Regions from separate parts of the Homo sapiens genome. Here region 2 is linked to region 1. A link is a contact called in ENCODE Hi-C or POLR2A ChIA-PET data. All regions are on one chromosome and are shown on one strand. The core of a region is the stretch at or near the end of the contact, and the rest is flanking DNA. Distances in the headings are between cores, read along the strand shown. Region 1 has its middle 76 kb from the start of LINC02971. Region 2 overlaps LOC107985364 (a long non-coding RNA gene).

Evidence for each region. Hi-C counts contacts between places; a loop is a spot of excess contacts on that map. ChIA-PET counts read pairs that join two places held with the same protein, here RNA polymerase II (POLR2A). Pooled maps may share reads with other maps.
Region 2: a map of HepG2 shows a loop between it and region 1 (5-fold over the local background). The contact joins two enhancer-like sites. A Hi-C loop is called at or near these places in 6 of 168 maps with a recorded cell type or tissue (Caco-2, GM12878, HepG2 and 3 more), 32 of 37 single-sample maps with no recorded cell type and 14 of 50 pooled maps. POLR2A ChIA-PET finds 5 or more read pairs at or near these places in 3 of 52 experiments (GM12878, HepG2 and activated B cell).

What each region holds. Positions count from the first base shown.
Region 1 is chr1:234,879,559-234,883,070 of GRCh38, reverse strand. No RefSeq gene overlaps it. Among named protein-coding and RNA genes, the nearest start is that of LINC02971, 76 kb to the left of the region's middle. RefSeq lists an enhancer at 404-473 and a silencer at 857-993. Within about 2 kb of position 1,535, at least 4 of the 41 ENCODE cell types and tissues checked have a DNase peak (open chromatin) inside an H3K27ac peak, as active enhancers do.
Region 2 is chr1:234,767,062-234,770,573 of GRCh38, reverse strand. The region is part of intron 1 of LOC107985364 (a long non-coding RNA gene); the gene reads right to left. Among named protein-coding and RNA genes, the nearest start is that of LINC02961, 8.8 kb to the right of the region's middle. Within about 2 kb of position 1,698, at least 3 of the 41 ENCODE cell types and tissues checked have a DNase peak (open chromatin) inside an H3K27ac peak, as active enhancers do.

The DNA of each region.
Region 1 (3,512 bases), core at 286-2,785:
CGCTGCTAGGCCCTGGTGATTGATGTCCCCTGGCTGTCATCTCATCAGACCCCTGCCTGCCATGCACCTCTGTTCCTAGTTTGAGAATGTAGGCCAGACAGGCCTGAGGACAGCGTTCAGATGGGCAGAGCTGAGAGGGGCTGCACGGTCAGCCTCTGAACCTCTGTCAGATCAAGACCTGCCTGCACCTGCGGATGGGGAGGGAGGATGCAGAACAACTAGTGCTCAAGGAAAGGCTAAAGGATTTCTTGGTGGGCTTAGTCTCACAGGAAATGATAACCTCTACTGAATGAGTGCTGTTCGAGGTTTACCTTGTGTATGCATGGAGCAGAAGGAGGCAGAGTGACTTTGAGGAGCTCAGGGCCTGAGGTGGGGAGAGAGAGACTTGGGACAGACAGTGAAGTGACCACGAGGAAGGCACTGCCTCTGAGGTTTGAGGAGGTCTGTGCTGAGGGCTGAAGGCTAAGAAATGCGACAGGGGTGTCAGAAAAGGCTTCCTAAAGGAGTTGGACTTTGATCAGGGTTTTGAAGGATGCATAGAAGTTTTCCAGGCAGAAAGATGGGGAGTGCATCTCAGACAGAAGAACAACATGAAGCAAATGAACAAAATTGTGACAAAACATGATCAAGAACAACAGGAGCCAAGAGAGACCCCGTGATTTGAAATGCATGAAGTGTGTGGTTTGGTTACATAGTAGAGATCAGGTCTCTGTCTAGACTGATGATACAAAAAGTGATTATGGAACTTTCACTATTAGGTGTTACTCTCATTTTACAGATGAGAAGGACTAAGGGCATTTCAGTGTCTTTCCTGTTGTCACACAATTAGTTAAGTGGTGGATGCAGATTTCAAGCCTTGAGTCTGTGGTCTTTCCACTGAGCTGCGCGGCTTCCCTGGAAGAAACGCTGAGGGTTGACGGCTTGACAAGGCAAGATTTAGTGTAGTGAAATGCAAAATGTGTTTCCTGAGTGGCTCTAGGGTTACCCTGCCTGAGGGTGGGAGGCTGGCAGATTAGTGAGATTTTCATACGGTTAGCACTGGAAAGCCGTTCCACATGATGTCATAGGGTATGTCAATTAACAAGCATGTTCCACTCAATAACTCTGGGAAACATTCAATTAGACCTTATAGATGATCCCTTCATGCAGGACTTCTCAGAGTCTGCGCCTGGCTGATATGCGCTGTGAGTTTCTAAAAGAATGCCTGGTAGCCCTGTCCCTACTAAAAATACAAAAATTAGCCAGGCATGGTGGTGTACGCCTGTAATCCCAGCTACTCAGGAGGCTGAGGCAGGAGAATTGCTTGAACCTGGGAGGCGGAGGTGTCAGTGAGCTGAGATCGCACCACTGCACTCCAGCCTGGGTGACAGAGCGAGACTCCGTCTCAAAAAAAAAAAAAAAAAAAAAGAATTCAAAGTACAGTGGTGGTTTTCAGTGTGTGGGCCAGAAGTTTCAAGGGTCCTTGAGACCCTTTCAGGAGGGTCAGTTAAGTCGACACTACTTTCAGAACAAGACTAAGGCATCATTTTACCCTTACTTTGTCACAAGCATACACTGGAATTTTCTAGAGCCTACATGATAGTGCAACAGGTTGAATTCAGAAGCAGAAGTGAAAATCCAGCTCTTAAGCGGAACACTGAGGAGTTGGACCAAAACGTGGGACAGTGCCACTCTTTTCACTGGTATTTTTGTTTTGGGAAATAGAGTCATTTTTCACAAAAATATGGTGTTAGCAGGGAGTAAATTTATTATTATTTTTAAGTGAACGATTGCATATTTTAAAAAATTTCCAGTTTAATTTTGATGATAGTAAATATTGATAGGCATAACCCACATAAACAAAAGCTCTTTGAAGATTTTGATTTTTTTTTTTGAGACATGGTCTTGCTCTGCTGCCCAGGCTGAAGTGCAGTGGCATAATCATGGCTCACTGCAGTCTTGACTTCCTAGACTCAAATGATCCTCCTGCCTCAGCCTCCTGAGTAGCTGGGACTATAGGTGCATAACACCACACCCGGCTAATTTATACATTTTTCTGTAGAGATGGGGTCTCGCTAAGTTGCCCAGGCTGGTCTCAAACTCCTGGACTCAAGCAGTCCTCCCGCCTTGACCTCCCAGGGTGCTGGGACTACAGGCAGGAGTCACTACATCTGGCCTACTCTTGATAATTTTTAAGGGTGCAAAGGGTTCCTGAAACCAACAAGTCTGGGGACCACTGGGTATGTAGTATTTCTTAAACTTATTTAATCCAGAACTTCCCTATCCACCCATTTTAGGTCAGATAGCAACTATGCATCTCTTGGCATAGTGTTCCATATGGGAAGCGTTGGAATAGATGATCTTTGGTGGAGTCTGTCAACCCTGAGTTTAAAATGTGGCTCTGTCATTTAGTAGCTGTGTGACTTTGGGCACATTACTTAACCTTCTGAGTCACAGTTTCCTCATCGGTGTGATGGTGATAATAGTATAGTATTAATGTTACCTACACTCTAGGTTTGTTAAGAAGATCACGTGTGATGATGAATGAAAGGCACTCAATACAAACTAGCACCCAATAAATACTACTACTAATAATATTTGAAACAATAATATCATGATATATGACTCTAGGTACATCTTCATTAAAGACAATAACAATAATAAAAGTCTGTGAGAAATAGAGGAAGGATTGACTCTGAATGGGAGTCAGGAAGACCATGGTAGTTAGAAGAGATGGCTTCTCTGGGGTCTGACCTTGATTCTCTCACAAAAGACCTGGAGGTGGCTTTCCCACAGCTGAACTAGTGGTTGGCAATGAGGGGGCCTCATGTCAGTCTGTGGCTTAGGCAGGATCTAAAATGAGATTTTTTTTTTTTTTTTTTTTTGAGACAGAGTCTCGCTCTGTCTCCCAGGCTGGAGTGCAGTAGCCCGATCTCGGCTCACTGCAACCTCCACCTCCAAGGTTCAAGCGATTCTCCTTCCTCAGGCTCCCAAGTAGCTGGGAGTACAGGCATGTGCCACCATGCCTGGATGATTTTTTTGTATTTTCAGTGGAGACGAGGTTTTACCATGTTGGCCAGGCTGGTCTTGAACTGGTGACCTTAAGTGATCCATCTGCCTTGGCCTCCCAAAGTGCTGAGATTATAGGCATGAGCCACCGCATCAGGCTGAGAAGCTTTTGTATTCTTGTGTGATCAGCCCCCAGTGCTGGTGGATACTGAAAGTATTTGTAGGCCCGGAGAGTATGGGACAGGCCCAGGCCTCCCTCAATAGCACTCTGTCAGATGCATCAAAAGGCAAGAAAACATTTTGTTTTTGTGGGCCACCTTTGTCCTGGACTGAGCAAATGTGTTGCCTCTCCCCTCACTGGCTGCTTCTGGATAACCACTTCTTTGGCCAATGGAGTGAAACCAAGAGACATGTTTGAGTGTGGTGTATTTATAGCCGGGAGATAGGAAAGCATCATGAGTGAAACCAGAGGAGGGAAGCCAGGCAAGGGCCTCGGAGGAGTGGAGAGTTTGTGTGAGTGTGTG
Region 2 (3,512 bases), core at 449-2,948, 110 kb after region 1:
ATAAGCAGAGCTGGTGGCATAGGAAGCAGAAAGCTGGCACCAGGCTTCCTCAGGCCATGTCCAGACAGCAGAGCCAGCCTTTTGACGACCTCCAAACGTCTGGGAAGCCAGCGGAAGCCACCGCACAGCTCACACACATAATGATAGCTTTCTCCTTTCTTATCCCAGACGGTTTGGATGCTTAAAAAAATTGCTTGGGGGAATCAGCAGAGGGTGAGGGAAGCTCGGAAACCAGCCGCGAAGGAAAACAGGAAAGAAGCGGCTCTAATTAAAAGCAGCCAGCTCCCAGCTCCCTCTGCAGGGCTAGGGGTCCTGCTGAGAAGGGGAGGCTGTCCTCCTCGCCTGCTGGCGCAGGGGGCAGGCGGCCTGCACAGACCCTGCAGACGAGCCCGGGGGCTCTACAAAGAGGAGGGTCAGGGTTTGGTCAAGCTCTCTCCACAAGACGCCCTTGCCCTCACACCTCTCCTAAGTTCCTTCCTTCCCCACCCAGGCTCGGTGCTCGGGTCCACAGCGTGCATCATCTGAGGGGATCTGCAGAGCCACCTTCCGTTTCTTTCATCACAGAGAGAAGAGCCTCCTTTCAAGTTCTCTAACACTTGCTCTCAGCACACAGCATTTATTGTTGAGCGCTGTCGTTGGCCACTGCATTTCCAAGATATTTATGCAACAATATATACATTAGGACACAGCCGCTCTGTGAGATAAGTCAGTAGTGCCCCGTTAATTTTATAAATCCAAGAGAAGGCCCAGAGACGGTGAACAATTGGGCCATGGTCACACAGCAAGCTGCGCATTTGTATAATACATGCGTGGTAGGCGCAATTGAGGCACTGGAGAGACAAAGATGAAAAAGACACTGTTCCCGGTAAAATGGTAAGGAATGCAGACACATCTTGAACCAACAGGAATACAGTGGGAAAAGAAAAGAGATGCTGTATGAGATAATTAATCGCATGCAGAGGAAGAAGGGAGTAGTTTTGCTAGAGAGCGGGGGTGTCAGGGAGCATGGCTAGGACATAGTGGCGAGGTTCCAGGTCAAGCAGCCTGTCAGTGCTGAGGTTAGGCCTCCGAGTAATGGCAAAGAGACATCAGACAGATGGTGCTGGTCAGAAGGGCCAGCTGGCCTGGGGGGCATGTGGTAGGGAGAGAGGAGCAAAGGTTACTGCCCAGAACACCTGAGTCCAGTGTTGCCTCTGGCATTCACAACATTTGGACAAGTGATCTTAAACTCTCTGGGCCCACACCTGAGTTTCTCAGCTGAAACTGACTGGGACTGGATTTGATCCTGTAAGAACACTGTTAGCGCTAACATTCCAGGATTCATCATGAAGCCGTGAGCCCTCGACCATGGTCCATTGCATGGATTCAAACTTAGGCTACTTCAGGCCCAGCATCGTCCGTGGAGACGAGCATTCAATGACTTACTGATATTTACTTTGCACCTATTATGTACTTGGCACTGTGCTGAGCCTAGGGCCCCAGTAGTGCGGAAACAGACACTGGGTGCACTGGCAGGGACTGGAGAAAACCAGCTGCAGACAATATTCATCCCTGCACCAAGTCCTTCATGGTCTCTGCACACTTGCTCACCATCACTTCTGCTCCACGAGTGAGCACAAAGCGATTTCTGGGTAATTTCAGACACACAGCTTCAGCAGGTTCGCACTTTGATCTTAGCAAAGTTGCATTCTGCTGCTCTGGCACGCTCGGCTCCTCCTCAGGGCGTGGGAGTCAACGTTTAAGTAGATCAGAGTAAGCGGTACCCTGCTGAAGAGGTTTTTCCAAAGCCTGTGGTCAGTCACTGAGGGGCAACATAAGGAGGGGCAGGTTCCCCCCCCAACAGACTCACCCACCAGCCAGCCAGCTCACTGCCTATGGGTGGGCGAGGTCTCTCTCCCTTGAAAATGTCTGTAGCACCCAGAAGAGGCCCTGTTCAAGGTGAGTGCTCAGAAAACTCTGTGGTGATCAAGAAAGAGTAGTTGAAGTAAGCATTTCTATGCTGATATTTGATGCAAATGACTCAAAGGAGTATTTAGACCTTTGGGGAAAAGGTATTCTTTAGACCCTGGGACATGGGGCAGAACCAGAGGGAGGCAGAAGAGCCCAGTGGCAATGGCGTGCGGCTGGGACTTTCCCTGCTTTGTTTGGTGCATTAGAAGATAAGATCACAACTCAGTTCCTCATGATCAGAAGAGCTGGCCGGGGGATCAGGCATCCCAGTTAACCGGGGCAGAGTCCCATTCCCCACTGTTGTCCTTGCCTAATTATGAATTGTTCCCCTTTCATTCTTAGAAGTGTCCTTGTTTGAACAGTGTATTATGTGGTCACACTTGAAGAGATAAACCAGATGACTACTTTGAAATCTCAAATAACTAGGATAGAGGAGCCAAGCGTCAGAAAGAATGATGCCCACCCAGGTCCTGTGATGTGACCTAGAGCTGGCCACTTCAATGCAGCAGTCTCTTTCCCAGAAGCTCAAAGTGCTTCTCAGTTAGGACTATTTTCATCAGTTCTTACCCCTTCCCAATGTCAGGTTGGCACTAAAGTTCCGGCCCTTAGAACAAAGATTTTTGAAACCCCAAGTTGCCACGCACATTTTGGAAGTCCTTTTTTTCCTGCAAAGTATCTGTCCCTGCCTTTCCAGCAAGCCTTCATCCATTCTTTTCCATATCTCATGATCTGAGTGCTGTAGAGTATATTTTATGAGGAGAGAGCTGCACAGAGCTATCTCAGAATTACTGCCTCTGAAGGGAGGTCAGGGGGCCCTTGGGATATGGTAGAGAGGACCTGGACCCTGGAGCCATGGAAGCCTTGACTCCAATTCTGCCACATTGGCCTCATGACTGAAGGCCAGGATTTCTCATGAGTAAAATGCACATATGGTTGATGAGAGAGCTAAACCAGGAAATGAAGTAGGGTGACCAACTATGCCATTTGTTCAAGACTATCCTAGTTTTAGCTCTGAATGTCCCAGGAAATCCCTCTGACCAGGCACACTGGGATGGCTGGTGACCTTGAATGCTGCCTGATATTTACTAACTACTGAGTACATTTTAGTTCTCTCCCCTCTTCCTGTAAAAAAGAATTGCACTATTAATGGTGAAATTTAAGAGAGAGTGATAGATTAGTTAGTGGTAGAGCTATTTGTGGGTGCAAGGTTTTCCTAAAGCACTTAAAGTAGGGTGCACTCCCTACTCTACTGGCCTGGTAGGCTCTGACTCCACTGGTGAAGAGAACTGGCCACAGACTCTGGGAATCCCAAAGCACTGAATCCACCTATGTGTCTCCGGTGTGGATCTTAGCATTTCACCCTTTCCTTGTGTCCATAGAACTGAACTGGCCCTGGAGACTGAGATGTGCTCATGCATCTCACGACGGGAAGCGCGTTCTTCCTGGAGAGCAGGGAGTTCCATGCTGGGCATTACTCCATGCCCTAGGGATGCAGCAGCCATCAGAACCCTCTCCCTTCCATCTCGGAGCTTATACTCTAGGGGGAAAATAAACAACCAGCC